Linked DNA regions of Homo sapiens: region 1 is linked to region 2. A link is a loop called in an ENCODE intact Hi-C map of the cell type or tissue named here. Cell type or tissue: endothelial cell of umbilical vein. All regions are shown on one strand. Links, peaks and the distances in the headings refer to the core of each region. The heading gives the core; the rest is flanking DNA. Region 1 overlaps MBNL2 (muscleblind like splicing regulator 2). Region 2 overlaps MBNL2 (muscleblind like splicing regulator 2).

What was found. Hi-C counts contacts between places; a loop is a spot of excess contacts. Peaks named below come from ENCODE experiments on the same cell type or tissue, not always from the same donor. Only the 100,000 strongest peaks of a DNase experiment are listed, where the experiment ranks them.
Region 1: it touches region 2 in a loop (4-fold over the local background); 13 of 110 quality-filtered maps call a loop at or near these places.

The regions. Positions count from the first base shown.
Region 1 is chr13:97,300,909-97,315,979 of GRCh38, reverse strand. All of the region lies in intron 2 of MBNL2 (muscleblind like splicing regulator 2), which reads right to left. Among named protein-coding and RNA genes, the nearest start is that of MBNL2, 86 kb to the right of the region's middle. RefSeq lists a cis regulatory region at 7,529-7,540 and an enhancer at 7,463-7,607. In endothelial cell of umbilical vein, for the core only: no CTCF peak of the experiment used is centred there; a DNase peak (open chromatin) is centred at 7,679; H3K27ac peaks cover 3,056 bases.
Region 2 is chr13:97,251,755-97,266,825 of GRCh38, reverse strand. All of the region lies in intron 1 of MBNL2 (muscleblind like splicing regulator 2), which reads right to left. All of the region lies in intron 3 of LOC101927385 (a long non-coding RNA gene), which reads left to right. Among named protein-coding and RNA genes, the nearest start is that of MBNL2, 37 kb to the right of the region's middle. In endothelial cell of umbilical vein, for the core only: no CTCF peak of the experiment used is centred there; DNase peaks (open chromatin) are centred at 8,705 and 10,295; H3K27ac peaks cover 4,000 bases.

The sequences.
Region 1 (15,071 bases), core at 5,553-9,552, 50 kb before region 2:
ATTGAGAACAAACCCTTGGTTATGGCCATGAGTGTATCTCTCTCCTCCACTGAACCCTCAGAGAACCCCCATTCTTTCCTGAATCGCATCCAACTGCCTCACCCACGAGCAAGGCCTTCCACATCCTCACCCACGAGTAAGGCCTTCCACATCCTCACCCACGAGCAAGGCCTTCCACATCCTCACCCATGAGCAAGGCCTTCCACATTGCCAGAGAGTGAGCTTCCTTTCCAGTCCAAGCCCTGCTTTCTTTTCATGCTGAGGTCAGTTGGAGTTGGGAAAATCCAAAGACTTATGCCTTCCTTCCTCGTCTATGAGTTTGCTCAAGCTGTTTCCATTCCTCTATTTTGGTCCCCTGACCTTCCCTCACATGAATGACTCTCTGACCACTTCCAAGCTTCCTTGAGAAAGCATCTTTCCCCTTCTCTGCATGTCTGTAACAATCTGCACCTCTGGGGCAGCACTTAACCCCTAATGCCTGCTATTAACCATTATCAATATCAGTATTGATGTCAGATCCCATCTTGGGCCTATCTTGTAAGTTTCTCATGAGCAGAAGCTCTTTCCTGCCATTGGGAATAGCCAGTAATGTAGAGCCCGGTGCCTGGAAGAGAGCAAGTGCTCAGTGCTTGCTTAACAAATGAATTTTTGGAAGACACAGATTTCAAAAGCCAAGACTCTTGTAAACCTTGTGGGATGAGATCTGGAGTGAACAAATATACCTTGATAATTATTTTAACTGCTTTAGAAGCTATTTGTTTTCATTTTAGGATCCTTAAATAACAGAAATACATGTGATAATTTAATCAAAGTATACATAGGAGGCTTTTTTTCCAGTAAGACAAAAAATACTATTTTAAATATAGATATGGTGTGTCCCCTAAAATGAAAATGTCAATAAATATATGACTGTCTGCTTTATCAATAAGCAAACTTCTACAAATTAATACAAATTATTTATATATATGAAAATACATTTCATTTTAATAAGAGTATATTACTATATGCCCAATGTTTTCAACCCTGATTCTTATAAATCCCTGAATTTCATATCATTCTATTTTACATATTGAGTGAGCTAAGGCCAGAGTTGAACAGCTTGACCTAAGTTGAATAGTTTATCAGTGGTCACAGAGCTAGGAGGTGGGAAAGCCAGGATTCTCACTTAGCTCTCTCAAAAGCCAAGGGCAAATTTACTCAAACTCTGTTTATCCAACCTCCTCCCTCCTACTTGGAAGATCTTGAACATTAGAGTTGTTGACCTCAGTGCCTGAGCTGCGGATTATCTCAAAGAAGAAAAAATAGCATGGCAAGAGTCTCCCAAGAGTCATGTTCTTGGACAGCATTGACTACCAGTTTTCAATCATTCATCCATTCATTGCATGATTGAGTGATAAATAAGTGTTCATTTATTCGGTGCATATTTAATGTATGGTACTCTGTGTAGCACTGATCTCAGCACTAGAGACAAGACAATGAGCACAACAGGCAAAAGTCCCTGCCTTCATAGAGCTTACATTTTAATGGGTGAATGCAGACACTCAACAAGATCAATAAATACAACATGTAGTGAATATGATGATGGTGATAAGTGCTAGAGAGAAAAACAGAACTGAGAGAGACAGGAAGTGTGTGTGCAGAAAACTTTACAAGTTTTCATAGGATGAACAAAGAAGATCTCAAAGGGAGGATGCCATTTGAGGTGTTAAGGGGGCAGGCAGCAGGTCTGATAGCTTCTGGGGAGAGGAGTGAGGAAATGCAATGGTCCTGAGGCAGGAGCATGCCTAGAATATTCTGGGAATAGCAACCAGGTCAGTGTGGCTAGAGCAGAGTGAGTGAGGGTAAGAGCAGTAACTTAAGATTGGAGAGGTGGGGAGAGTGAGGTGACCAGATGGTGACCCTTACTGGTCATCATAAGGTCTTTGGCTTTTACTCTGATTGAGATGCAAAATCAATGGAGGGTTAATGCACTAGAACATATTACTGAGAGGTTTCCATGTTCTTCACATATTTTTTAAATGTATTAGCAACTTTAATAAATTATGAGAAAGTGCATTATGTCAAACTCCCAATTGCTAAATACTGCTGATCTCATACAGATCTCCATTTAGGACTGCCCTTGTGATCACAGAGCAGGTCAGAGCCTGGGAGAGCATAAAGGGCTTACATGTAAGAAGCCCAGGTGTAGTGGGCCACACTATTTCCAGTGTGCCTGCCTCAGACCTTGAAAGAATGTGTGTGGCTATCCCTGAAGCCTACAGCTCAGCCTTAAAATCCAGACAGCTGGGAATAGATCAGCCATCTCTGCTACCAGCTTTTGGAGCAGTGCTGCAGGGAGAAAGCTATCCATCAACAGCTGTTTAGGCAGCAGGCTGAAAATGCTCCTCCAAGAAGGGCACCAAGAGGAGAGACAGTCTCTCCAGCAGAGCAGGGAAAAGTCCTGGTCAAACTTCTGCCAACCCCATTTAATCTCACAATGTCAAGTCATCCTCAAATTCCATTTCCCTCTTCTGTTCAATAAGATCTTTTTTAAAAAATTTGATGGGATGTCCCACAAATAAAACATTGGCTGATTAGAATTCAAGTTCCTTCTGTGCAGCAGTGGGTCCTATGTGTTGTGAGAAGACAAGAGTGCAGTTAGATGCATGGAAAAGAAAAGCAGGGAAAACCATTGAAAATTGCTTCAGAATAAGCAAATTGATAGCTTAGATTCTATTTTGAGGATTTAGAGTTAACACCTTGGACCTGCCTTTATCCTGACAAAGGCAAAGATTCAAAGAGCCGTTGGACCTTTAGAATTTAGGGAGCACCACTAGGAGCCTCCACTTTCCAATTCATGGTCCTGAGGTCTAGAGGAATTGACTTCTTTTTGGCCTATCTATTTGCAATTTCTCCCAAGAATTTCTAGAATTTATTTTCCTCTGTGCTTCTCAGTGTTTCCCTCTGTAGACGATTGCTACCCCAATGGATGCAAGTTGTCACCAGGGGAACATGGTTGCATGTAGCACCAAATACTGCTTGTAGACTGAATAAATACTGTCTTACAAGTAAGTACATGTATGATAGTTTCCAAAGTTATAAACTCTACTGTGAGGAATAAAATGCAGATTCAGACATATAATTTTTAATTGAATTCACAGTAATTTTTGTAAAGTGTGTTCCCAATGAACAGGTAGTGAAAACATACTTAGTAATATAGATGCACAGAGAAAATTTTTCAATGCCAAAAGAGGAATTTTAATTCTTTGAAAACATATGAGTAGTAAATGATAAGTAATAAAATGAATCTAAGTTGTGGGCTACTTAGAATTCTAACTCAATGGCTGTGGTTAGAGCAAACTATGGGTTATGAAGACCAATGAGGAGAAGAGACATTCTAGGGTTTCCTGGTCTTTGAGAGCTACCATTATAGACTCGTTTCTTGGAGATATTTCCTATTCTTCATGATCCAGGAATTTTGCAATGATAATAATCCTGAAATCATTAAAGCTTCAGTGTGAAGTAATTTGTTAATTACCTACCTCCAGTAAAAGAGGATGTTAGAATAGAGAGAAAATAACAGACTTCATGAGAAACAAGTGCAAAAACATGAAATAAGGAAAAGTACTCAAAAAGGAAGGTGAAATGGAAGAAATGCTGCAAGTAGAAGAGAAACTTCTCTGTTTTAATCATGAGAGGATATTGGATTTTATCAAATACTTTTTATGTAACAACTGAGATGATGTTTTCCGTCCCCTTATTCCATTAACAGAATGTATTCCATTGATTGATTTTCATGCACTCGGAAGCACTTTGCCAAAGGCTGGAGCAACTGTTGACATGTGCAGCTATACTTTTCTTATATGAATCTGTTTTTCAAGTTATTGTCTATGCTGGATCGTTTCCAGAATGTTCTCACATGCCATGGGGATTTGAAGTTTTAAAACTTTACAATGTTTGAACTCAACACTAAGAGCTAGTTTTTAGTCATCAGTTGGTTTCATTCAAGTTAACACCAAGAGTAGAAGCTCTTTTCCTTCATTCAAAGAAAAAATAAGATCAAGAATAACACAAAAAAGGACTATCTGTAATGGAATGTGGGGCAGGTTATACAAAAGGAGGAATATTGGTGTTTGGACATTCACTTAAAGAGATTTAACCGAAGAGGAGGCTTAGGAGGCTGCTAAGGAGAGAGGACTGTTGGACGTTAACCCACCTGTAGCCCCTTAACGGTATTTCCTCACATGTTTAATTCAGGCAGCTTCCATGACCTCAAAGCAAACAAGGAGGACTTCTGCATGAGCACCACACATCTACACATGGTTTTTTTTTAAAAAAAAAAGAAAAAAAATCCCCTCTAAAAATCCAACGCTATCTCAAGAAATTGATTTTTCTAAGGAATACAATTTCAGTTTGCTATTTTTGTATTTATGAAATCTCTTTTCTTTTAATTAAAAAATGTAATCCCATAAAGCATAGCTAGAATGAAAAGCTTAAGTGTGTGAGCTGGCTTGTTTGCTTAAATTTAATTGTAAACATCATTAAACATTGGGAAACATGGTGAGAGGGGATTCACGCTTAAAAGCATCACTCTACCATAATTACCACCATGTTTGAAGACTCATTTTTGACAGTTTCATATTTTTATATAGTTAGAACCTTGGTGAACAAATAATTTTATCTCCTGATTGTTCTTATGGAGCCGATCACGCACCTTGCTTCTCTGTGCTGCTGGAGAACCTCACTGTTTACAATGCCGGCATTGTGTTTGCTTGAATGAGTGCACCACAATTAACTCTACCTCCCATTCTGGCTCTTTACAGTTCTGCACTTTCATAAATAATTTTGTGAAAAGCATTTTCACACACATAGTCATTCCTCCCCCTCTTTTTTATTTCCTCAGTGTAACTGGAATTATTAGATTAAGGAGTATGGATTTTTGCATGGCTTTTAATGTGTCTTGAATCTGCCTATTCTCAAACGTAATCTTATCTGAGCACTCAGCATATCTACATGTTTCTCTCAAGACCTAATCATATTACATTGATTTTTATCAGACAATGAGCACATGTTTTTCTTTTTACCTTAACTGCCAGGAAACTCAGAGCTAAAGTTCTATCTAATAAAGAGTTCATCTCAGGTGACCGGTAATATGTTTCTCTTTTCCTTTGGGTTGATTTTCTACTTAGTTGTTCTTTAAAAAAAAAAAAAAAAAAAAGATGCTGAATTTCAAAAGTTCTTTCAAATTCCTTTTAGAAACAGGAGGGCTATAGGCCGGGCTCAGTGGTTCACTCCTGTAATCCCAGCACTTTGGGAGGCTGAGGCAGGTGGATCACAAGGTCAGGAGATGGAGGCCATCCTGGCTAACACGCTGAAACCCTGTCTCTACTAAAAATACAAAAAATTAGCCAGGCATGGTGGCGGGTGCCTGTAGTCCCAGCTACTCAGGAGGCTGAGGCAGGAGAATGGCGTGAACCTGGGATGGGGAGCTTGCAGTGAGCCGAGATCGCGCCACTGCACTCCAGCCTGGGCAACAGAGTGAGACTCCGTCTCAAAAAAAAGAAAAAAAAGAAAAAAAAAAAGAAATAGGAGGGCTACAAATCTCACTCACATACACACAGACATATATACAAACATGTATTTATTATATCTAACATAAAACTTCACATAATTAGCATTGTATCATGAAAATGTTCTTGGCACTGGAATCTCTAAGATGATCCAGGACAATCCCCTCTTTTTATGGTACAGACCCTGAAGCTAGAGAGAGAACGTGACTTGTCTGGGATCACACGACTCTTTGGAGTCAGAGCCGGAACTAACCCTAACCCAGGCCTTTGCAAGCCCAATCAGAACCCTGAAGGCAGCATGAGAAGCTGGTTATTTGCTGAGCCTTACACCTTGACATTTCTGCCAGGGGCTAAGTCCTCTGCCCGACAGTCCTCTGTCCTTACCACCCTCCTAGGCCTCCACTTTGGTTAAATCTCTTCAAATGAATGTTCAAACACCAATATTCCGCCTTTTGCATAGCCTGCCCCATACTCCATTACAGATAGTCCTTCTCTGTGCTATTCTCGATCTTATTTTTTCTTTGAATGAAGGGAAAGAACTTCTACTCTTGGTGTTAACTTGAATGAAACCAACTAATGAACAAGAGCTAGCTCTTATTGTTGGGTTGAAACACTGTACAATTTTAAAATTTCAAATCCCCATGGCATGAGCCATGCTCAAGCATCTCTCGCTATGATATTTTTCATCTCTCTTTCTTCCCTGAATTTCCCATTGCTACCATCCTCTGAGAGGCCCACATTATTTCATTCCCAGCTGTTGGTTTGCTTGGGCTGCCATAACCAAGTACTACAAGCTGGGTGGCTCAAACAACAGAACCTTATTCCCTCACAGTTCTAGGGGCAGAAGTCCAAGATCAAGGTGTGTGCTGGGTTGGTTCCTTCTGAGGGCCCTGAGGAAAAGATCCGTCCCAGCACCCTCTTGTTGACTGTGGATGGCCATCTTCTTCCTGTCTCTTCACACTGTCTTCCATCTATGCTTATCTCCGTGTCCAAATTTCTACTTGCAATAAGGACACCAGTCATATTGGATTAAGACACCCTGATGACCTCATTTTAAATTGACCACCCCTGTAAAGGGCCTGTCTCCAAGTAAGTTACAGTCAACAACAGTGGTTTGAACTTCAAGGTATGAATTTTGGGGGAGATGTGATGCAACTGCCCTTGAATGCAAAGGTCATTTTGACATTTTTCATTTCCGTGCTCAAAGTCTTCCATTGTCCCCACTTACCAAATAAAGTCCAAATTCCTCACTTGGGCGTGCAAGCTCCCCACAGCCCTGTTCCTATGTGTTGTTGTTATTTATCTCCCTACATACCCCATGGTTTTTTATGCTGCAGTCCAACCATGCTACTCTCAGATTCCAAACACACCCACACTTTTCTGCCTCTGCGCCTATGCTCATGGGCTCTTTCTGCACAGACTGCCCTCTTACTTCACCCCCACAGGCCCATCTCTGATGCCCTTTCTCCATGATGACTCCTCAGTCCCGCTCAGAAACGTCTCCTCCTTCCCAGGGCTTCTTTTGCTTATCTTGCTAGAAATGAAGGGTTATGACCATTGTCATAGTCACAGTCACTTGTGTGTTCCCTGATGCTAGACTGTACCTTCCTTAAGAGCAGGAACTTACTCATCCTTGCATGCCTCTCAGTGCCTTTTCTTTCTCAACTCCCCCAAAGTGAAGGCTTGTATCTTTTGTGAACAAATCAGAGGAAAAAGAAATATTCTGTTATACAGATCGATCATCATAAAACTTCAGGGGCCTCTAAAGCAGCTCTTGTCATAATAGTGGGCAGGCCACACATGATGTAGGTTAGTAGATAGTGGAATAAATAAAATAAGCATTAGGTGTAAGATTTAAGATTGTTGGTGTGTGGGTATGAGCAGTGTTAAATGGGCCATCATCATTTTTACTAGGAAATTCCCTTTGTCCTCATCATTTTCCCCTTCCAACAGAAAATTCCATGAAGCTCATTTCTAAAGAAAAGTAAATACCCAGATGGCCAGAGGGATGACCTTTCTCTAACAGAGGGGATGGATTTGTTATCCAGCCAAATGTTTGAAATTCTTCCACCAGCATGCATAATTGAGAGAGATGTGTTAATTACCCTTACATGACAGCTGGTAGGACTTCCTAGACAAACTCTGAGAGGAGTATTGATCTGGAATCATTGTAAGTCACTGTACTGTGGTGATATAAAGGTAAAGCCCTCGCAACAGTTTTGAATGAGCAGGTCAATGTGTGGGGCCTCTGTGAACTGGGGCCTGCAGGCATGTGGCAGCCAGCCAGTGTTCGTCCAGCAACAAAAGGACCAGTGTGGTTCTTTGCATGACATTTTAATGAGTGATACAAGGAAAATCCCAAAGATGTAATCCCTTTTATTATAATAGCTCTATGGCTCAAAATGGGTTGTTATCAAAGAGAAACACAATTCCAGAAAGTGAGGATAAGATTTTTGTTTTTATCCCCTGTATCTGTGAACAGCATTCTCATCATTGACTGTTATTTAAGGGAACTGAGTGCACAGCGTTTGACTCAGCACTGTGGACATTTTGAAGAGGGAGCAGAAAATACGATCCGTGCCCTCGAGGAGTCACTATCTTGGCACTTGGGTGGAAAATAATTTAATTCTCTAAAGTCTTTTCCAGGTCCAAGATTTTATGATTCAATGAAGAAGAAAGAGATCATTTTATCTTTAAACAGCAAAAATGTCATGAATATCCTTTTGTCTAAAAAGCAATTCATATTTACTAATATAATTTGTCATACTGCTGCTACATTAAATTTTTCAGTGTTTATATCACAAATCTGCACAAGGGAGCTTTTGAATTTATTTTTCCCTTCCTGTTGTGGACTAAATATTTTTTCTTTTACCTGGAATCACATGAAATATGGGATTACTTGACTTTTCTGAAATCCAATATAACGGTATGTCGGCTTCCAAAGTAACCACTTTGTTGTTCATTCATACATTTCTGGAAAAACTATCTGGTTTTGGTGGAGTCTAGGGAAAATACGCTCCAGGTTTTTTTTTTTCCATAAAATGTGTAGAAGAAAAATATACATCTCTTTTAAGCAACTGGAACCAATTTAAGGCTTTGGCACACACAGTGGAAAAATCAATGGAAGTTCAAAGTTGAAAGGCAAAGTTGGCCTCTACAAGTATCACTAAACTTGTGTCCACCAAGAAAAATAAGGAGAGGATTTCTGACAACCAACTAGGATGGCAGGTCAAATAATCAATCATCAACCAATCAATCAACATGGTTTTATTGAAGACGTTTTTATTTATGTTGGATGCTGGGAGATGGAACCCACGAGATTTAGACTTTCTTTCTCTCCTTCAGAAAAGTTTTCAATTTAACCAGGGAGATAACAGGAACATGCCTTGAACAATAAGGAATAAGATGCTATATTGATAAAAATCAAAAGTCTACAGGGCTGGGCATGCAGGAGACTTCATGAACACTGAGTGATCCAACCAAGGCAGAGCCTCCACACATTCCTGAAATCCTTTTGAGAATCCATCCAAATTTTCTTCCCAACTAGACAAGAACTTATAGTCCTTGAGCCTTGTTCTTGTTGCCTGGCAACAACACCAGACTCTACTGAGCCCCAGGAGACCAATGTCCAAAGGCTGTCTACTTCCCATGCAGGTTTCCTCCACATGAAAAATGAGCTCATAAGTAGGACACCTATTCTCCTCATCTCTTTCTGGTGCTGGGAAGCCCTTCAAGTTTTTCTGGAAGTATTTGCTTCTTTGTTCCTTGCTTAGATGGAGAAAGTGAAATGAGGACCACCAAGGGGTAAGTTTCCCATTTATGTCCCAGGCAGTCACACTGGTGGTCCAGTCCCAGCCTCTCCATCATGTCTACAAATCATTGCAATATAATGTAAGAGGTGTCATTTATGTCACAGTCCTGGCAAGGAGTGACCACCATGAGTTTGCTCTCAGAGGGTAATGGAAGGCTCTAGAAATATGTGCCTTGAAGAAGAGGAAAGAAGATGGGAAGGTTTGAAGAAAGTGAGAAAAAGTGAGAGTGCTCAACCGTGTCAAATACTGCTGAGAGGTCAAATAAAATGAAGGGCTGCAAAAATGATCAATGAATGTGGCAATTAAACAGTTAATGGTGGTTTCATCCAGGGCAGTTGGTGGAGTATTGAGAGCAACAACCAGGTTGCCCTGCAGTGAGCAAGGGTTAAGAGGTGGTGGTGAGGAAGACTGGACAATTCTGTCATCTGAAATCTCCTATTAAGTTAGGTTCTTCTGGTTAGGGACACTGGGGAAAGAGGAGAGGAAGTGATTTTTAATGTCATAGAAAATGTTTTCATTTCTCCACCTTTCCCCTGTGTGAAGAGAGAAAGGGAACATGTGCAGACTAGCAGTGGAAGCTGCTCAGTGAGGGCACAAAAAATGCCAGGACACCTCCGGGCTCAGGGCAGAGAAAGGCCCACCGGAATCTGTTGGAATTAACACATTTGTTCTGTTCCCTTTTTTATCCCTTCTCTTCCCCTTCCTCCCTGTTCCGCTCCTCTTAGAAATAATTATTGCTTGGGTAGCTCTCTGTCAAATATCTTGAACTTTTCATGAAGAAACTCATCATGAGACTCTGACAAAAAATATAAAAATCCTGGGATTTTTGGTTTGTTTGTTTGTTTGTTTTGAGACGGGGTCTCCCTCTGTTGCCCAGGCTGGAGTGCAGTGGTGTGCGCACGGCTTACTGCAGCCTCAACCTCCCAAGCTCAAGTAATGGATCCTCCTACCTCAGCTTCCCGAGTCACTGGAACTACAAGTGCGTGCCACCACATCCAGCTAATTTTTTGTATTTTTTGTACAGGTGGAGTTTCACCATGTTGCCCAGGCTGGTCTCAAACTCCTGGGCTCAAGTGATCAGCCTGCCTTAGCCTCCCAAAGTGCTGTGATTACCAGCATGAATCACCATACCCAGCTGATTTGGGATTTTGAAGTCATGATTTAGGCTTTTAAACAGTTAATCTAAAATTACATCAATCTAATATTGGCTGAGTATTGGGGATAGATATGTTTTCTGATTTGCTCATATCATCTGATACATGTGTACCTCTTAGATTTCACTATTATTTCCAAGTAGTAGATTGTAAATAGAAATTCTCCTGTTATAGCAATTTCTTAATTATGCATAGGGGTAGTAGAAAGAAAATTTGAAAATAAGAGTAATTCATCTAAAAATATATGTTAGCCATTGTTTTTCAACTAAACCTAAGAATTTAACCAGAACTCCTGATAAGAAGTCAAGTCAAGATGCTAACTGGAATTTTACCTTTTTACAATATCTGTGAAGGTGGTAATTAGCACTTACTTGATCCAGGGTGGGCTGGTAATTAAAAGAAGGAAGAATATGGGCAGAAAGCCCAACAGAACACAGAAGACTGATTTTCAACCTTTATTTTTTTTAAGCAGCAGATTTCCAATGAAGCCTCATGTAGAAGGTCAATATAAAAATCAGATCTTAAGGTATAAAGGTTAAACAGAGCTTCTCTAAATTAGGCAGAGCTGGTATCCCTCCAACTTTCTCCCCTCAGGGACTGTTGTGGAAGTAACACTATAGAACTTATTATTTTAATTCTATGCAATAATGCATTTTGTTTATGTAATAATGTATTTGTAACAATGCATTTATATATGTAATAATATATATGTAATAATGCATTTAATAGTTTGCAAAGCTCTGTCATTTCATCACATCACTTGATTTTTATAACAATTCTATGAGCTAAGCAGACTAGATATTACTATTATTATTGCCACTTTGCAAATGACTTGCATAAGATCATCTGGCTTATAAATGACAGATCTGGGATCCAAAATCAAGTCTTTAAAGATCTTATACTATGATCCACTATGAAATCCTTCACTTGTCAGATCATTGCATTCTTGTTCAGAGTTAGAGTATATGAGATATTCTGGATAGCATGCCAAAGGATAATAGCAATTATCATTAAATTAAAAATAAAAAAGCAAATAAATGAGTTTTTACATTTGACCCCATATGTAAGAAGGTAAGTAAATATTTTTGATATAAAATTAAACTCATATGAATAGTCAGTGTAGGCAATAATCAAATAAACACTTTCCCTGCTAAGCCTCACCAAGTCAATCCCTACAAACTTTAGGTAAATACAATATGTGACAAAGACTTTTCTCCTTGAATAACATAAAACAGTGTTTTCTAATACAGCTTTCCAACTGAATTAATCAGAGATTTTAAAATGCAAATTCCTGTCCCCTCTATTGAAAATATAAACCAATAGCCATGGGTTGGAGCCTTTCTTCAGGTGTGGGATTAGGTTTGGAAAACACTGGTATCAAGTCATACGATGGACTCTGCCTCCCCAGTTACTTCCTGAAAGTGGGCTAGAAGTTTTGGGAGAGGGCTTGTCAGGCCACAACAGTGTCACTTATTCAGTTATAGCCTTAAATTATATCCAGTGACCAAAAGAGTCGGTGTATATCCAATTATGCCTAATTTATACCCTGGGACATGCTGGTTCTGGCTCAATGTAAAATCCTGGTAGAATTTCAATTTAACAAACTTGACAGGACATCAAAAATTGCTATGTTGTCTCCAAAGCTCATTAAATGAAAGCCTACACTTTCTTCTAAGGTTCAGAGATAGTCTACATTATTATTATTTTTCTATTTGTTTATGTGAGGCATATATTCAGCAAATACTTTATTGGAAAACAATAACCCGTCAGACGGAGCCCCTGAGAAAATGGGGCATTCTGCCACCGGAGCAGGAAGGCCTGAGAGAGGAAACACTTCAGTGTCCTTCATGGCTGCAGCATTTAATGGAATGTAATATATTCTTAATAAATTTGAAACGATCCAAAATATCACTGGTGCAGCCTGCATGGTTGAGAGAGCCGGCAGCTAGCTGGCTGGGGTGGGCCTGGATTCCGACCTCTATGCCTTCTCCATTTTGATTGTCTCTGACCCTGGCACCTTCTTATTTACTTCTATGGTGCTAATGGTCCCTTCTCCATGATTTTGCTGGTCCTGTGGTTAATCCTCGCTTCTGCTTATGGGCACCCCCACCCATTGCCCAGCCCTGAGGACCCTCCTGACTCCACCTGAATTTCCTTGGGGGCTGGTATTTGCCTTGTGACTTCTGCCATCCAAATCTGCATTGCCAGCTCCTGTCCCCAGATACTTAAGAAATTTCTACCCCAAAAGACTTTTGCCACCTCCCCGAGGAACTCATGATCCCAAAGCCTGCCCACATGTCCTTCACTGGGACACGATTTCCCTGTTTCTGGGAAAGGTTTCGTGATTCCTCCTCATGCCCAAGGTTGAAGCTTGAAGCCACATATGAAGAGTGCAGAGAGGTACAAAATGCTCCGAATTGGAAATCACATAGGGCCCAGTTCGAATCCCTGCTCTGCCACTTGGGCACTGTAGAGTCATTTCACATCTCTGAACCTATCTCCTCAACCACAAAATGGAGAAAATAAGAACTTTTTCATGACATGATTGTAGGGATTGGTGGCACAGCCGCTGGAACACGCTTGGCTGCAGGGCACTCAGTCAGTGCCCCTCCCTCCCTTCTTCACTGTCCTTTTCACTCTCTGCCTGCCAGCCTTTCCTGTCAACAGCCTCACCCTTCCTTTCTATTCTATTCACAGAGCCAACAGAGTCTGGGCCCCAGCTGAAGTACAGACTCCACTACAGCCTCCTAGAAGTTTCTCTGTCCTCACTAGTAACGTATTTACACCCATTGTGTTTGGATTGAAATTATCAGGATCAAACTCAACTCTGCCACATACCAGTCATAGGAAAAATAAAATTCTCTAAGGTTCATCTGTCACATCCACAAAATGGGCCCAATATCATAGGGTTAGTTGTGAGGATTAAGGGAAAGAACACTTTTAAAGAAATTGGCATTGTGCTGGGCACATATTACCACTCTAGATTACCAGATTACGTCCATTCTCTCCTATCATTTTCCTACTCAGAGAGCTCCAAGGCTTTCCCCTCCCAACCACACCCCACAGCTAAAATACCTTTAGAAAAAAGGACAAACTACTTTCAACATTCAGGTCCCCCATAATACAGAGGTAACGCTCTGTAAAAAGCATTACCCACTATGCCTTTCTAATTGAAAGGGATTCTCTTCCTCTCATCTGACTGATCAAAATAATGAGCCACTTCTAGAGAAAAGGTCTTTAGAAAGCATTTGAGAATTGTTTATGGCTTGGGTCAGAGAGTAAAAGAAGGGGAACTAGCTTAGGAAGATAGTTTTGTTTCAGCTTTCCAGAGGAGAGGGCCTTCACGGGGCAGAAGCAAGGGGAGATAGTTGCAGGACCAGGGAGAAACACACCTCCAAGTATGTGCTGAGGAATTGCTGCAGAAATCTCAAGGACTTTTAAAGAACATGATCTCTGAGAAAACACTGGAATATGGTCACCTCATGAAGAGCTGAGCAAGTATCCAACCGGAAGAAATCTGAGAGGAGTAGAGCTTACTGCTCTGAGACTATGTAGGTCAAGGACCAGGAAGACATGTCTGCCCTATGTCCTAGTGACCATAAGTCACCCAGAGCAACTGATGCTCACGAAACAGGAAGGTTGTAGGACTCTTGGTCAGCATTTGCTGTTGACGAACTAATATAGGCTGGTGGTGTTTTCTGTTAACTAAACCCCGCATCTAAACTGGTTTGTTAAATTGGGCCAGTGGAGCTGGACTGACTTGTGGGGTTTCTTTCCCCCGGGGCTGGCGGAGAACTCAATGCCAAGTGAAGCATGATACAGCACTTCCTGCAAGTAACTCAATTCTCTTGGACCACAGCACCTCAGACACCAGGGTGACCTCAACCTAAAAGCATATGGAATGACATCCTGCCACCAACCCGCTGTCCTCCCTTCCTCCTTGTCCCTTGATGGACCACACTTAGCTCCCTTCCATCACATTGCTCCTGCTTCTCCTCCTGCCTGAAATGCTCCAAGACACGGTGAGGTCATTAGAAACCAGGCAGATCTAGATCTATCTAGAAAATAGTTCTGAACATACATCCCACCTCTTCTGCTTCCCAGTCTGGGGATCCTGAGGCATTAATATAAGCTCTCTGCTTCATTTTCTCTCTCTGTAATATCAGGGTACCTATTTTAATAATGTGTTGTAGGGATAAATGGAGTAACGCAGGCAAAATGCCTGGCACAGTGCACAGCCTGTAGCAGGCAGTCAATAAGTGTTCACTCCATTCCCACCGTACATGTTAATGTCTTTATGTCTAGACAAATATCACATATGCCTGGAGGTACAATTCCAGTCTCATCTCATTAAGGAATCTCCAGTTATCATCTCCCATTCTGAAGTCCTACTTAGCTTAATAGCTTTACCACTAACTCAGGCACATCAACTGCCCTTGTTATTCATCTGTTCTGACACAGATGTCTTGTTTGGCTAATTCAACAGATGTTTCCAAAGGGGACAGCTGGTGTCAATGACAATTCCGTCTCATCACTCCAACTTCCTACTGTATCTA
Region 2 (15,071 bases), core at 6,891-10,890:
TCTAATTACAAGAAAGAAACCTTGTCTCCTTGACTCTCCTATTTCTAATTTTCGGAATCTCTGAGTTTCCTATTTTTAATTTTTAAATTCTTAAAATATATATTTTTAAAAAATAATGTTTCCTTCCTGTGAGTGGCTCAATGTTGGAGCGTCCCCACTCTATTTCTGGAGACTAATTTAAAATAGCTCTCAATGTGCTCTCTCTGTTGATCGATGACTTGGCCGCATCCTAAGCCTATCAGATGCAGACGCCTGGGCGGAGAGGGCCCTGGAGGAGCTGCCAGCTGAAGGACTGGGGCTGAGAGCCACTTGATCTCCAGAAGGAGGGTGTAAGACTGCCCTGTAATCACAGCCTCGGAGAAGAGGCTCCTAACTGGGGCCTGCCCATAGGAAGCTCAGTGAACCAAGGGAAACACAGATGTGAATGAGATGCAAATGCAAGTGAATAGAGAACTCGATTGACTTCGCAAAGAAAAACATTGAGGCAGGTAGCAAAAGAGATTTCTTTTAATGGTTTTTCTTTTAGATACCTTTAAATTGGTTTTGTTTTAATTAATTAATTAATTTATTTATTTATTTTTCGTGAGATGAAGTCTTGCTCTGTTGCCTAGGCTGGAGTGCAGTGGCACAATCTCGGCTCACTGCAACCTCCGCCTCCCAGGTTCAAGTGATTCTCCTGCCTCGGCCCCCCAAGTAGTTGGGATTACAGGCACCTGCCACCAAGCCTGGCTAATTTTCATATTTTTAGTAGAGAAGGGGCTTCACCATGTTGGCCAGGCTGGTCTCAAACTTCTGACCTCAAGTCATCCACCCACCTCGGCCTCCCAAAGTGCTGGGATTACAAGGGTGAGCCACCGTGCCCGGCCTAATTTATTGAAAATATAAATAAAATGGTGCCTTGAATGTTCTGCTTGGTTGAAGGACAAGACCAGCTTTTCTAACCTGGACTCTACTCTCTCTGCCTCTGAATAGCTGTGTGATGTCACCTGCTCTATCTGAGCTTCATTTTCCTTGTTTTTCTTCAAAGGGATAGTAACACTTAAGCCATAAATACATGCACTGCAACCAAAATATATTTAGTAGTATACTATCAATAATCTCTATGTGGTACCTAATCTGTATCAACATTAGTTCTTGAGACATCCACATGCATGTACACACACACGCACACACAAAAATGACAGGTGGAAATAACTTTTTTACTAAAAGTTATTTTCTCCAAAGTCAACGAAGTATAAGTAAAAGAAAGTAGAAAGGCTCTTTCTCTGAAGGTAGGTACAAGCTATGAAGTCCTGCCTAGCATGTGAGTTGGACACGCCCTTGATAGACTGTCTTCTAAAACTAACTCCAAACTTTCATTCTTTCTAACTAGAGAAAGAACCGTGTCTGACAATGATATCTTCATTTTACATGGTATTTTGTCCTCTGGAACATACTTTCAGATATATTAATATAAGGGAAATAAAACATAGGGTTACCCAAGGCCATTCAATGACTCAGATAAGCCAACCTTTGTTTTATGATAAAAATAACAAAAGGAGAAATTTCCAACTTTTTTTTCATGTATCTTATGTCTTAAAGTACAAGTGAAAAAGTCATAAAATCCAGGGCTCATTTTAACATGCAAAAATTTCCAATCTCTTTTCATTGCCATTTCCAGGAATGGGTAGAGAAAGAAATCACATCCTCAATTCAAAGAGTGAAAATTTCTAAATATATTCTTGAAACTACAGCCAGATGTAATCTATTCAACACGTATTTGTATTCAAATTATGTTTTTCACTGCATCTGTGTTTTCTATCCAAATATTTATAATTCAGTTAGGAGATGCTCTTATTAGAAATAAAAGCAATTGTATTAGAGACCATTGAAAACTGCATTGCACTTACCGGTTTCCTGGATGTCCAGGAACCAATGGCTGTAGCCAGACAGAACAATGATCGATCTGTCAGCTGAAATCTAGCCCTGAATTCCCAGAGAACTCTTTGTTAGAACTTCCATTTCCTTCCCCGGCCATAGCCTTGGGTGGACAGAACCACTTTCAGCTGACCTTTGTCTTTTTCTCTCTCTCCAGTGACCAGCCTAATGGCCATTTCATTGGCCTGTACACCTACCTATAAATACTAATAACCCCTTTTTTGACAAAATGTTTGTAACACAACTTTTATTATCACCAAATGAAAATCATAGTGTAACCAACAGACACACTTTAAAAACAAAATCAATATATTGCCATAACTATAAATACTGTAATTTACATATCAACAGAAAGCTACTTTATACAATAAATAATATGTATTTTAAAATTTTGATGCTAAGGCACAAGCATATTAGAAGACAGAATGAAGTGTCAGAAGCTGTCACCTGTTTGTTTGCAGCACTGTAATGAATGTAACGGGTACAAATGTAGACTGACACAGGTTTGATAAAAGGCATGGCTTATCAAATTGCTGAATAATTTCTGATGAAGTTCCTAACAAGTTAAATAATAATCTTCTCTGCCGGGCACAGTGGCTCAAGCCTGTAATCCCAGCACTTTGGGAGGCCGAGGCGGGTGGATCACAAGGTTAGGAGATGGAGACCATCCTGGCTAACACGGTGAAACTCCATCTCTACTAAAAATACAAAAAATTAGCTGGGCGTGGTGGCGGGAACCTGTAGTCCCAGCTACTCGGGAGGCTGAGGCAGGAGAATGGCATGAGGTCCCGAGCCCCAGCTACTCGGGAGGCAGAGGTTGCAGTGAGTCGAGATTGCATCAGTGCACTCCCGCCTGGGTGACAGAGCGAGACTCCATCTCAAAAAAAAAAAAAAAGAAAAAGAATAATCTTCTCTCAGTTTACACAGTTGTTGCATTCTTGAAAAATTCGATTATACTACAACTGTCTAATAATTAAAAAAATAAAAGTAAGGCTGGGCACAGTGCCTCACACCTGTAATCCGAGCACTTTCGGAGGCCGAGGCGGGCAGATCACCTGAGGTCAGGAGTTCGAGACCATCTTGGCCAACATGATGAAATCCCGTCTCTACTAAAAATACAAAAATTAACTGGGTGTGGTAGTGCACACCTGTAATCCCAGCTACTTGGGAGGCTGAGGCAGAAGAATCACTTGAACCCAGGAGGCAGAGCTTGCAGTGAGCAGAGATAGCACCACCGCACTCCAGCCTGGGTGACAGAGTAAGACTCCGTCTCAATAAATAACAACAGAGGTACAGGCTGGTTCCTCGCTCCAAGGGAGTCACGTCCATTGCAAGACATCAAAATCCTGTACTCCTGTCCATTAAATTCCAGAGATGCCCCCCAGGCATTTGGACAATTTTTTTAAAAATGGTCCTTTAAGTTTCCACCATGTCCCTCAGGGTAGTGTGGTCCTCATTATGAATAGTGACATAGGGGCTTTGTCTGCCTAAGTATCACTAAGTAGGCCCAGGTGTAACACATCAGCATAGTTAGTATAGTAGACAGTGGGGAACACTGGCAGGATCTTGACAAGATTCCCAGCTGGAGGAAGCTCTTTCTGGAAGCACCACCTAGGATACATTAGAATTGAAAAGGTTGGCAGGGGAGGGGAAATTGGTTAAAGGTTACAGCCATGGTAGAGCAGAAAGGTCAAAAATTACACTGCAGTGGTGAGAACAAAACGGAGGTGTTACTGCTGAGGTCAATTCATTAGAAGCAAATTCATCTTTGGGGATTGGGAATGAGGCGTGTAGGAAATAGATGGATCAAAACGGACTTCAAGGTCGAGCGTGGCAGCTCAAGCCTGTAATCCCAGCACTTTGGGAGGCCGAGGCGAGTGGATCACCCGACCTCAGGAGTTCAAGACCAGCCTGGGCAACGTGGTGAAACTACTCTACCAAAAAAATAAAATAAAATAAATTTTAAAAGAAGCAAAAATTAGCTTGGCGTGGTGATGCATGCCTGTAATCCCAGCTACTTGGGAGGCGGAAGCAGGAGAATTGCTTGAACCCAGGAGGCAGAGGTTGCAGTGAGCTGAGATCGTGCCACTGCACTCCAGTCTGGGGACAGAGCGAGATTCTGTCTCAAAAAAAATTATTAAAAAAAAAAGCGAGGGAGGACTTCAAAATGTGGGTCCTGTGTGTGCAGAAGGACATCAAAGCTCTGCCCAGGAGAAAGCAGAAGGCAGCTAGAAACGGGTATAGAAGTGATGGGCATGGATCCAGAGTTGGAGTTCATGGCCATGGAAATGACTGCTAAAACCATGGAATGGCAAAAATAAGAGAGGGAGAAGGGATTTATTTGTATACATCTAGGACAGAAAACAGGAAGGCTTGGACTGGATCAAGAACAGTTTCTTTAGTGATTTGGAGGTGAAAGAAGGAAGAGGAGTAAGGCAAACCACAGAAAAAGAAAGCGACAAAAGATCCTTCCAATAATGCAACAGTGAGGGAGAAAGGTTCAGAGTTTCAAGAGGAGGGAGTAGCGAAAAGCGTCCACTGCCACTGCCACGGAGAGATCAAGGCATGTGGACAATTTGTGGTGGCTAGGTGTCACGAAGGGGAAGTCCCTGCTGGCTTTCAAGGGGGTGGTTTCTGTGACATGACGCTGTTGGAGCTGGGGAAGGAGGCACTCAGTGCCTGGAGAATTTGGAGCACTTGCTGCTGCAAGAACAGTGTGGCGGCAAGGCAGGGATTGCACTCTCTGCTCTGAAGTCAGAGATGCTTTGGTGCCTGCGGGATCCTGAGCAGCTACCCTTTTGGAACCTCAGGTTTGTAAAGAGAGTTTTAAGGGTGCACTCTCTGAAGCCCCTGGGAGGGTGGGAGACCACCTGCTTCTCCCCTGACCCTTCCCACGTTTCTTTCATTTTAATGGAAGGAGAAAAACAGGACAAGAGCTTGGGGAGATGGCAAGGTAGAGGTATGGGCCAGCGTGCGGCCACTGGCCTCAAGAAGGGGGAAGGACAGGGTGGCTGGCTGTCATGGAGGCCCAGCCTCAGCGAGGAAACGAGACACTCATTTCACACTCACAGGACCCACAGAAGGTGGGAAGTGAGGGATGCAGCCTGGCTAGACAGCAGGAAATGAAACCAGGGCAGCTTCAGTCCTGCAGCCTTTATCGTCTCAGTCAAATCAGAGCTGTTTTACCTGCTGCAAAAGTGGTGCTGGGGCCTTCCAGCCAGTGCCTGAAGTGTGGGAAATCTTTGGTGGGCAGTTACAGAAGATGGCAGGGAAAGAGAAAGGCAGGGAATCTCAAGTGGCCCAGGAGGCACAACTTCAGCGAAAGAGCGTTAATTTATTCTGAGATGAATGGTTATGCTGTCTCCATCTACCCTTGGCCAGTGGAAAGCAGAGGCAGAAAAAGGGTGCTGCCAAATTTCAAAGGTCAAGGTCTTGGAGATGGGACAATTTAAAAGAACAAAAAGGCCTGAGGTATGAGGCTAGTACACATGGAGGTGACGGCAGTTGAGGAGGTGGATAAAAGGGCTGTTCTCTCCTGGGTGGAAATTTTATCTGTGATCTTGCAATTTGTTTCTGAGTGTATCGTTAAATTTCTTGATGTGTGTGCATGTGTGTGAGTGTGAACATGCCAAGTGGCAGCAGTGAATGATGTCAGAAGTGGGCATCGCTGATACTCCCCACCAAGAGGGTTTGTATCCATCATGGGCTCAGCACATCATAATCACATGTGCTGTGCACAGGAGGGAAGAGCCGGGGGCTTCCTTTCTATCGGAATGAATAGCTGCAGAGAAGGTGCAGTAAGAATGCACACAGGTATCAAGGAGAAGAAAAAGGCAGGTGCTGGACAGTGTTGGAGGAAGCAGTGTGGGGAGCCAACTGATAGATTACTGGGATGGGGTTAGCATCTTCATTGGCAAGACAACACCCTCGAAGAGCTCAGAACAAACACTTACTGAGAAGTGTTTGAGATAATGTTTTTAAAGGGAAAGAAAATAAAGATGAGAGTGATCCAAGGGTTTATGCCTGGTGGCCTGTGCTAATTTAAAAAAAAAATAAGGAGGTTAGCATATCTGTGGATGGGGAAGGTGGAGAGGAGAAGGAATGGCTGGAACACAGGCAGTTTGGCTGCAAAATCCACCAGGCCTCTGTTTAACCACTCTCTTGTGTGGTTTTATGGCTTCAAATGCACTCTTTTGTACAGTTTTATGGCTTTAAAACCCACTAGACAGTGACATTTGTGTTCTTTCTTTCTCCCCTCCTCCCTCTCTCCGATACCCTACATCTGATCCAATGGCAGATGCCTCTGGATCCACATTCCTAACGGCGCCAGAGTCTGACCACTTCTCACCAGCTGCACTTGGCCCCTGCCTTGGAGCCAGCATTCTCTCTCACAACATGAGTGCAAAGCCTCCTCACCAGTCTACTGATGCCTCTACCCTTGCCGCACTGCAGCCACATCTCAATAAATCATCCTGAGGGACTCTTTGAAAATGTAATCAGATCATGTCACATTTCTGCCCAGGAACCTCCAATGGCTCCCCACCTCACAGAGCGGGACTGTCAAGAGTCTTCTGACGGCCTACACTGACCTCGGTGACTGGCCCCATACTTTCTGACTCCCCCCAACCATCCTGGCCTTTGACTGCTCCTTCAGTAGCCAGGGACATCCTGCCTTAGAGCTTTGACCTCGCTGTTCCCTCTGCTGGGAATACTTTTGTCCCAGATAGTCACATAGCTTGGAGGTCAGCCTATGGGGCAGTCTTTCCTGATGTAATATTGCATCAGTCTTACCTCCTTACTCTGACTCACCGTGCTTTATTTCCCTCCAAAGTCCTTATCATTATTTAACACTCACATGCATACTTGTTTATCTGTGCATTTTCTCTCTCAACCAGACTGTAATGTCTGTAAGGGGATGGTCTGTCTGTATCCTTAACATCTAGGGCAACATTTAACTTTAGAACACAGTGAGCAGTGAATAGATATTTGCTGAGTGAGCAAGTGAATGAATGAGCAAATAAATGAATGAATACGCCACAGAGCTTACAGTCTGTGCCCGCCTTCATGGTTTGCTCTGTTCCATCTTCTCGATGGGATTTGAAATCTTTCTCAACCGCTGTTGTTGCTATTATTTCAGCACGCTAGGACTCCAGTTTCTTAGCTTTAAAACAGAGAGGCCCCAACAATTTCTAGAGCCACTTCTGTCCTTAAAGTTCTGTGATTGTACAGTGATTGGCAAGGCTGATTTAAGGAGAAGTGTATTTTTAGGAACTCTTCTGGAAATCTTACCAGCTCGGCTGAGTTTGGCCTAGATTTGTCAGCAGGCCTTTTGAGCCGTGGGATCTAAAAGGAGCATCTGAATCGGGGGAAGGGGGACATGCATGGAGCCCATTTTCTTCCTGCTCCCAAGTCCAGAACCAAGGAGGGAGCACAAAAGGGGATTCAGGGAGGGTGAAAAGGTGGCAGGTTCTGCCTGTAGCACTCAGCGCCTTGAGGAGTCGGTGCAGGGGTGAAGAGGACTGGGGAGGTAGATTTGGAATGCTTATGCCCCGGACTGTGAAAAGGACAAAAGCTGGGGGACTTGGTGCCCCAGAGGTTTTATTCTTCTTCTTTACATGTTCTCTTCTCCTAGCACAGAATATATAGAGAATGCCACTGTGCACCAAGACTTCACCAGCACACCCAAGCCCAGTCTTCATGATGTGGTGGTGGGAGATACTGCGGTCCTGGACCTAGAAAAGGGTCTCTAACTTGAATGGGGGCAGTGCTGGGTCCTGAAGGCCATCAGCAGAAAAGATTGCTCAGAGTCTGAGAAGATGTGAACATGATTCTCATTAAGGCTAAGCTCCAAGAGGCCCCATTCCTTGGCTCTGGTATTCTCTCACAAGGAAAGACTGCATTTTTGAGTCACATGAACCTTCAGCATTGCATACTCTGGGGGTTAACATATCTCGAAGTCAGGCCAGAGAGAGCAGGCCTTCCTCTGGCCTGGGGGGTTAACATATGTCTGAACTCAGGTCACAGAGAGCAGGCCTTCCTCTGGCCTGAGCCCTTGAGGCAGTGGCCACAGGTCTCCTTCCTAAGATCTGTGATCTGGCTATTGATCCTATGCCGGAGATAATCTACCAGAAAGAGCCATCCAGTTGTCCAAACTCTTTCCACATCCAGCCCCATCCCACTATTTTTGCAGAAACCAATTATTCTAGCACAGAACCTGATATGGGATATGTGGCTTGGAGGATCCAAGGGTTCAGAAGACCTCAGAAGGACACAGAATGCTAGTCACTTACTTGAACACTGTGGGAAAGATAGCAGCAGGATCTCACACACAGGTGATGGGGTTTTATTAATATTTAACAAAATATAATTTCCACTATTTGACTTCAGCAGAAAAAGCAGAACCCAGTAATCTAGGAACAGGAAGAGGGTAATTTATTAAAACAAGATTTTGTTTTGTTGTTATTACTTTCATCCTAGAAGTAAAAAAGAAAGAAAGAAAGAAAGTACTGCCATACTTCTAAAAATCGCCATCGATGAGCAATGACTCAAACCACAAGTATGAAGTAGCCTACAGAAATGAATGAGTCAACAATTCCTCTTATCTTTCAGGAAATTAAGCTAACTGCTAGGTATTGAAATCAACAACAAATATTTACTGTGTTTAAAGCCTCCAGTTCAGAGGAATTAAAAAAAAAAAACCCTGGCAACAAAGCATATCTTCTGTAAAAATGTGACACCACGAGTTATTAGGTAATGTTATTGCTAAATGCATCAGGCAGGACTCATGAAATCCTGCATCCTACCGCCCCTTCCTTTACTTGGGAACAGATCCTTCTGTTTCCTCTCCTCCCAGACGGGGGGCGCTCCTCAGAGGCTCGTCACTATTGGGCTCTGCTTCCCTGCCGTCACCAGTTGTCATCATTTCTAAGCAAGGTCACCCTGTGCTGTGTCTCCATGGTAACAACAGGCCACCACTTTGAGGAGTGCAACAGAGAAATGGGGAGAAAGGCGAAATCACAGTCACTGATCTGCCCTTGGGCGCGAGCAACTTCTGAGATGCACACGTGGTTCTTCACATTTTATGGAAGGGGAAGCTGAGGAATGGGCCAGTGCCCCCCTAAATCCTGTGAATGGAGGAGTGAAATGTAAAATCTGAGGAGCACACCCTGCACAGGCGCCTGTGCTCATGATTTACATGGAGCTCCCTGGGCCATTCCAACAAGAACCCAGGGTGACTGAAACAAACGAGGTAGAGGGTGTGTGCTTTGGCATCATAAAGATGAACCAAGAAATCTTGAGACATCGACTTTGGTGTACTAAACACTGTCCTGTTAGCTGTATCTTTTGGGTATTTTCTCAGTTATGCAATTCTTATTTACATGGAAGTAGTTTTGCTCTCCCAGGTCCACTGGCCTGTGGACTCCATGCAGTTCCGTCATTCCCTTCTGCCAATTGCATTTCTTTCAAAAACATATCCATTTCCCTGTAAGTGTTTTTTAAGAGGCATACTGCTGAGTAGGAAAATTAATAACCTGGCCTAACCTGTGATACCACCCTCAAGACAAGCTCTCAAGTTACTTGTTCATTATTTTCCAAAACGATTTTATCATCTGAGTTCCTACGTGCAGGCTTCAATTGCTCTTCTCCTGCTCCTTGTTCCTTAAACTGGTCTGACCTCCTTCTCTAAGAGAACCAATGACTTTGAATCAAACCCAACCTGACAAGATAAAATGAGGAAGAAAAAAAAAAAAAAGGTAGGGTCTGAATAATACCTTTTACTGGTATGCAGATTATCACAGGGTTACCTATTCATGCTCTCTGCATATTCCAATCACCAAAAGGCATGCATGAAAAAGCAAATTGGCCATGCAGTAATGCTTTCCGATTTAAAGTATTATTTTGCCAATACAGTCTCTTTTTAACTAACGATGAAATAAATGCAAAACAATTTTTATGATTACAATGAAACCCTCTGTATGTGCAGATGTGAATGATGTTCTGCTTACTGAAATGTGTCTTGTTGGTGGTAATCAAAATGACTTACTTAGCATTTAACGAAAGTGTGCCTCTAAATGAGAAATGATTGCTTACTTGAATCCACACTGCTAAGAATCAAAAGAAACAGCTTATACAACCCTATACCCTCGGGCAAGCCAATGAACTCAAAACTTCAGTTTCCTCCTCTCTACCAGGTTGTCCTGAGATTCTATCTACATACTGTCTATGGAAGATTTGGAGGACTTAAAACAGAACACTCGTATAAGGCATTATCATTCCTGGAGGTCTTACCAAGCCATGGTAAGAAGATTGCAACATTACTCATGGAAATTTTGGTTAAGGCCACTCTGATAACCTGCAGCATTTGGCGGAGATATTCCTGTCTGCTTCACTTTTTCCAGTACGAATGACTCATCAGCAGCAAATATTTATTACGTCTGACTATGAGTTCTTTACTATGCTGGTTGCTATAACCAATTTCCCAGCAAGCCTACTAACAGGCATTCCAAGGTTCCACCCAGCTTCACAAATAGTAGTTCCAATATTTAAAAAAAAAAATTGATTAAAAAAAATCCATGTCCCAAGCTGGCAGTTTTTTTTTTTACTTAAAGTCAATAAATTTTTATTCAAGGAATTTCACATGTCATGATTCTTTCCACTGCCCATCAAGGTCACCTTAGTTTCTCTAAAGAACTGGAGTCAAAATTTATCTTCAAAAGATTTATCTGTTAGTCCTTTTTAATTGAACTGATGTTTAATCCAACTGTTCTGTCAGCCTTGCAATAATTTTTTTTATTTTGTCTTCTTTTATCTCCTTTTAAATATGGATATACTGATAAAAGTTCAAAATTCTCCACCAAGAATCTTTCAGATCTAATTTCTTCAACCAATTTGCTTCAGAGTCATTTGTAGAGTAGGTGAATCTGCCTAGTTCTCAATTTGACACTCTCTCTAAACATGAATAAGTTCAAACCATATCCATTCCTAAACGATCATGCTCACAGTTATCTATCTTAGCTGATGCTTTTGGCTTCCCCAGTGGTTTTCTTTAGAAAGGGAAGCACTTTAGTTACCAAGAGTGAGTGGATGTGCAAGTCAGTAGGTAGATTATGGATGCTTCACGGATAATTGGCTCAGCCCTCCCCTTCCTGTGTTATATCTAAACACAGCACATGAGGTCCTAAACAGTTTCTTGAATAAAAGATCAACCAGCTTTCCTATTTGCAAAGTGGGAAAATGTAAAAAGTGAAGGCTCTCTGAAATACATTTGGCTGCCATCTACGGGTAGCCTCATTGCCTAATTGTTTATTTGAAAATGGGTAAGTCTGGGAGTTAGAAGGATTGAGTGTTAGTTCCTGCACAGTCACATGCTAGCTGGGAGATTTAGAGTAAGTCACAATTCCTGTCCAGTCCTCAGTCTACCCAATCCTAAAAGACGACTCTGGACCAAGCTGCAGTCTTCATACTCAGACGTGAGTGGCTACGTGGCCCAAGGAAAACATAGTGCAGTCTAGGAAAGCATTCATTTTACTTAAAAACTTGATGAGGGTTAAACAGAAAAGTCAAATAATTGAAGTGGTATGCAATTTAAAATGTGTTTTTTATATTAGAGCAAAGATATACAATAGAGTAGAAGGAAAGATTTAGAAGACTTTTTTAGATAATTAAGCAGATTTCTTCTGTCAGTTCTTCTAACTCTGCTCTGCTCTAAGGGTGCTTCAGTGGAAAAACTTGAGATAGTGAACAGCAGGGTCTCCAAGGTGCTTTCTACCTTGGACATGCCAAGAATCATGTTTCCTGCCTCGCAGTTGGAGGGATCCTTAGGGAGCTGCTTGTGACTCATTGGGGTTTGGTTTGTTAACCCTGCAGCAGAAGCACAGGTTCATTAAGGTTGATGATTTCATCTGAATCACTCACCCTTGTTGGAGAAGAAAATAATACTTCTCCACATCTAAATGCCTGAAATGGTCATGATGTATGCTCTGGCTTTAGTGTCACCTTTGCGGCTGGAAATACTGATTTATTTGCTTGAAATCAGGGCCACCCAAGAGTACCTGGGCTGTTCCTGCTGCTGAAAAGTAGCATCTATTGGGTTTCAGTCGTGTTTGCTCATATTTGACAAGACTCAATCTTGCCTTGAGAAATCCATCACATTGACCGTTTTTGTTAAAAATTTATGCTATAGCTGAAAATACTACAGTAATTAAAAAGCAAATTTGGAAGTTTAGAGGGTCTCATATCCCTACGATCCCTATGATCCCATATAAAAGAGAGGCGGGGGGAACAGTGGAGGGGTGGGTAGGTTTAGGGTCAAAAGAAGTCAACGCAGAAGTTAAAATCAGATGTTTAGATTTCTAAAAATTTCTGAATAGAGGCAAATGCCTTTCAGTGGACATTTTAGAGACAGAGGAAGTTAATAACACTGGATTTTGTTTAAATTGAAACTTTCACAGTCAAAATTTTCATGAGCTATTTTCAGAATATTGATAAATACTTTTCAATCATAATGCATCAAAATCCCTTATCATGCTTCAAAAATTGAAAATAATTATATTTTAGATTTTTATGTGTAAGTTATAGTTTATTTTTCAAAGAGAAAGAAATATTAACATTTCACATTTGGAAACTATTCAGTGTTATAACATTTTAATCTAAATATCTAAATGCTTCTTACTCAGCAGCATTTAATAGTTAAAATTTTACATATTTTAAAAATTTGCATTGGGCTGGGCATGGTGGCTTATGCCTGTAATCCCAGCACTTTGGAAGGCCGAGGGAGGCAGATCACCTGAGGTCAGTTCAAGACAAGCCTGGCCACCATGGCGAAACCCTGTCTCTACTAAATATACAAAAATTAGTTGGGCATGGTGGTGCGTGACTGTAATCCCAGCTATTTGGAAGGCTGAGGCAGGAGAATCGCTTGAACCCAGGAGGCGGAGGTTGCAGTGAGCGAAGATCATGCCACTGTACTGGGCAACAGAGTGAGACTCTGTCTCAAAAACAAATAAATAAAAATTGTATTGAAAATTCCTAAAAAAAAAAATTCAGCACATTCCTGGAATGTAAATGCCCAAAGAACATTACACAATATAACATTGTATTGTAATAAGTATTAATAAGAACTTATTAATACGTATTAATAAATTAATACGTATTAATAAATACAATGTTACTGTCTCAAATGAGAAGTTTTGTGTATTGCTATTTTACAAAGAGAATTAACTAAAGAATTTTTTATATGAGTGATAAAACTAGTAAATTTGAAACATGTTTAATTTTCCTGCATTCTTCCCAACTTTCCTCATCTGAGAAACCTTGATAAGAATACAAGAAACTGGAGAGGGCTTTGGTAATGAATGAAAAGGATCCACAAGTGATATTTGTTTTTACTCACCTGCCACAGGTGTGTCTATCTCAAAGGATCAAATTTTAACTCAGGAGCGTATAATTAGAATATAATAAGAACTTAATAAGTATATACATTTTCACTTGATATCATCTATTCAAGCCATGAACATTTGGGGCACAATTATATGAGCAGAACTATGCATCCCTAATAAGGCTAGGATGAGATTCTGTAGGGTTGGGACTATACTTTTTCATTTCTTTGCTTCAAGCACAGAGTTTAATAAATATTTGTTCAGTAGATAAATGGATATATGGATGGATAGATGAAACAAAGCAAACCAAGTTGGTTATCTTTATTTTAAATGTATATATCAATTTGTATTTTCTATGCCAGCAGGAAACTGATGTGTAATTAGTCTTAAATGTACTATCCTGAACTTTGTTTTTAATATCATAAAACTGATATTTATGAGATGCTTGAGTGTCTCAGATTTCAGTTAGCAAGATGAAAAATCTGCTGCTGGTTGCTATAATTAGTTTAAAATTCCCAGTGGGAAACTCATATTCACAACAAGATGTAAAATAGAGAGAGACCTCTGTCACTAACCATTTATTTTTGAGAATTTTCAGAAAAGAAGCTGTTCGAAATTTTCAAAAAGTCAAGAAATGGTGCAGCCAATGCATTAACATGTAACAGTAATATATGGCATAGCTACTGGAAAAGAGGAGAAAATGTTATCATTATCTTCAGATGATATGATTATATAGCCAGAAAATTCAAGAGAATTAAATTTAGTTCTCACAAGGAAAAAGTGAGTTCAGTTAAGTTGCCAGAAATGAGATAACTAAATAAAATTAAATGGAACCAATAATTTTCTTGTTTTCTAGCAATAATCAAGTAGAATATATAATAGAAAAATATTTCATTTATAATAACTTTATAAAAATAAGACAGCTTGAAATAATGCTAACTGAAAATGTATTGGACAAGCAAAAAAATTAACAAAATTTACTTAGAGATGTAAAATAATATTTGAATATAATTGAAAGATATTTGTAGATTCTTGTCATCTAAAAATATTAGTTCTTACTAAATTAATTTGTAGATTTAATCCTATTTTAATAAAACCTCAAAGGGATTTTTTATTGTTGGGGAGGCTGTATGGGTATGGGGAAGAACCTGAAAAATGATTGTGGCATATCTCTGGAAGCAACAGCAGATGAGGACAGAACATAAATTCCTGAAAAGAATCACAATTTATGGGATTGGCTTTGGTATATCTGGATACATGTACTATTAATCTAAAACAATTAAAACAATTTGTTATTATGGAAAGAATAGACAGAAAAATCAATGAAATTTACTAATAATTTCTTGAAAGAGATCCCAGTATATATAAGAATTGAGGATACGGCCGGGCGCGGTGGCTCACGCCTGTAATCCCAGCACTTTGGGAGGCCGAGGCGGGTGGATCATGAGGTCAGGAGATCGAGACCATCCTGGCTAACAAGGTGAAACCCCGTCTCTACTAAAAATACAAAAAATTAGCCGGGCGCGGTGGCGGGCGCCTGTAGTCCCAGCTACTCGGGAGGCTGAGGCAGGAGAATGGCGTGAACCCGGGAAGCGGAGCTTGCAGTGAGCCGAGATTGCGCCACTGCAGTCCGCAGTCCGGCCTGGGCGACGGAGCGAGACTCCGTCTCAAAAAAAAAAAAAAAAAAAAAAAAAAAGAATTGAGGATACAAGATAATAAATATCACACATGGAGAAAGGATGCCTTATTCTTCAGTAAGTATTGTTTGAAAAGTTA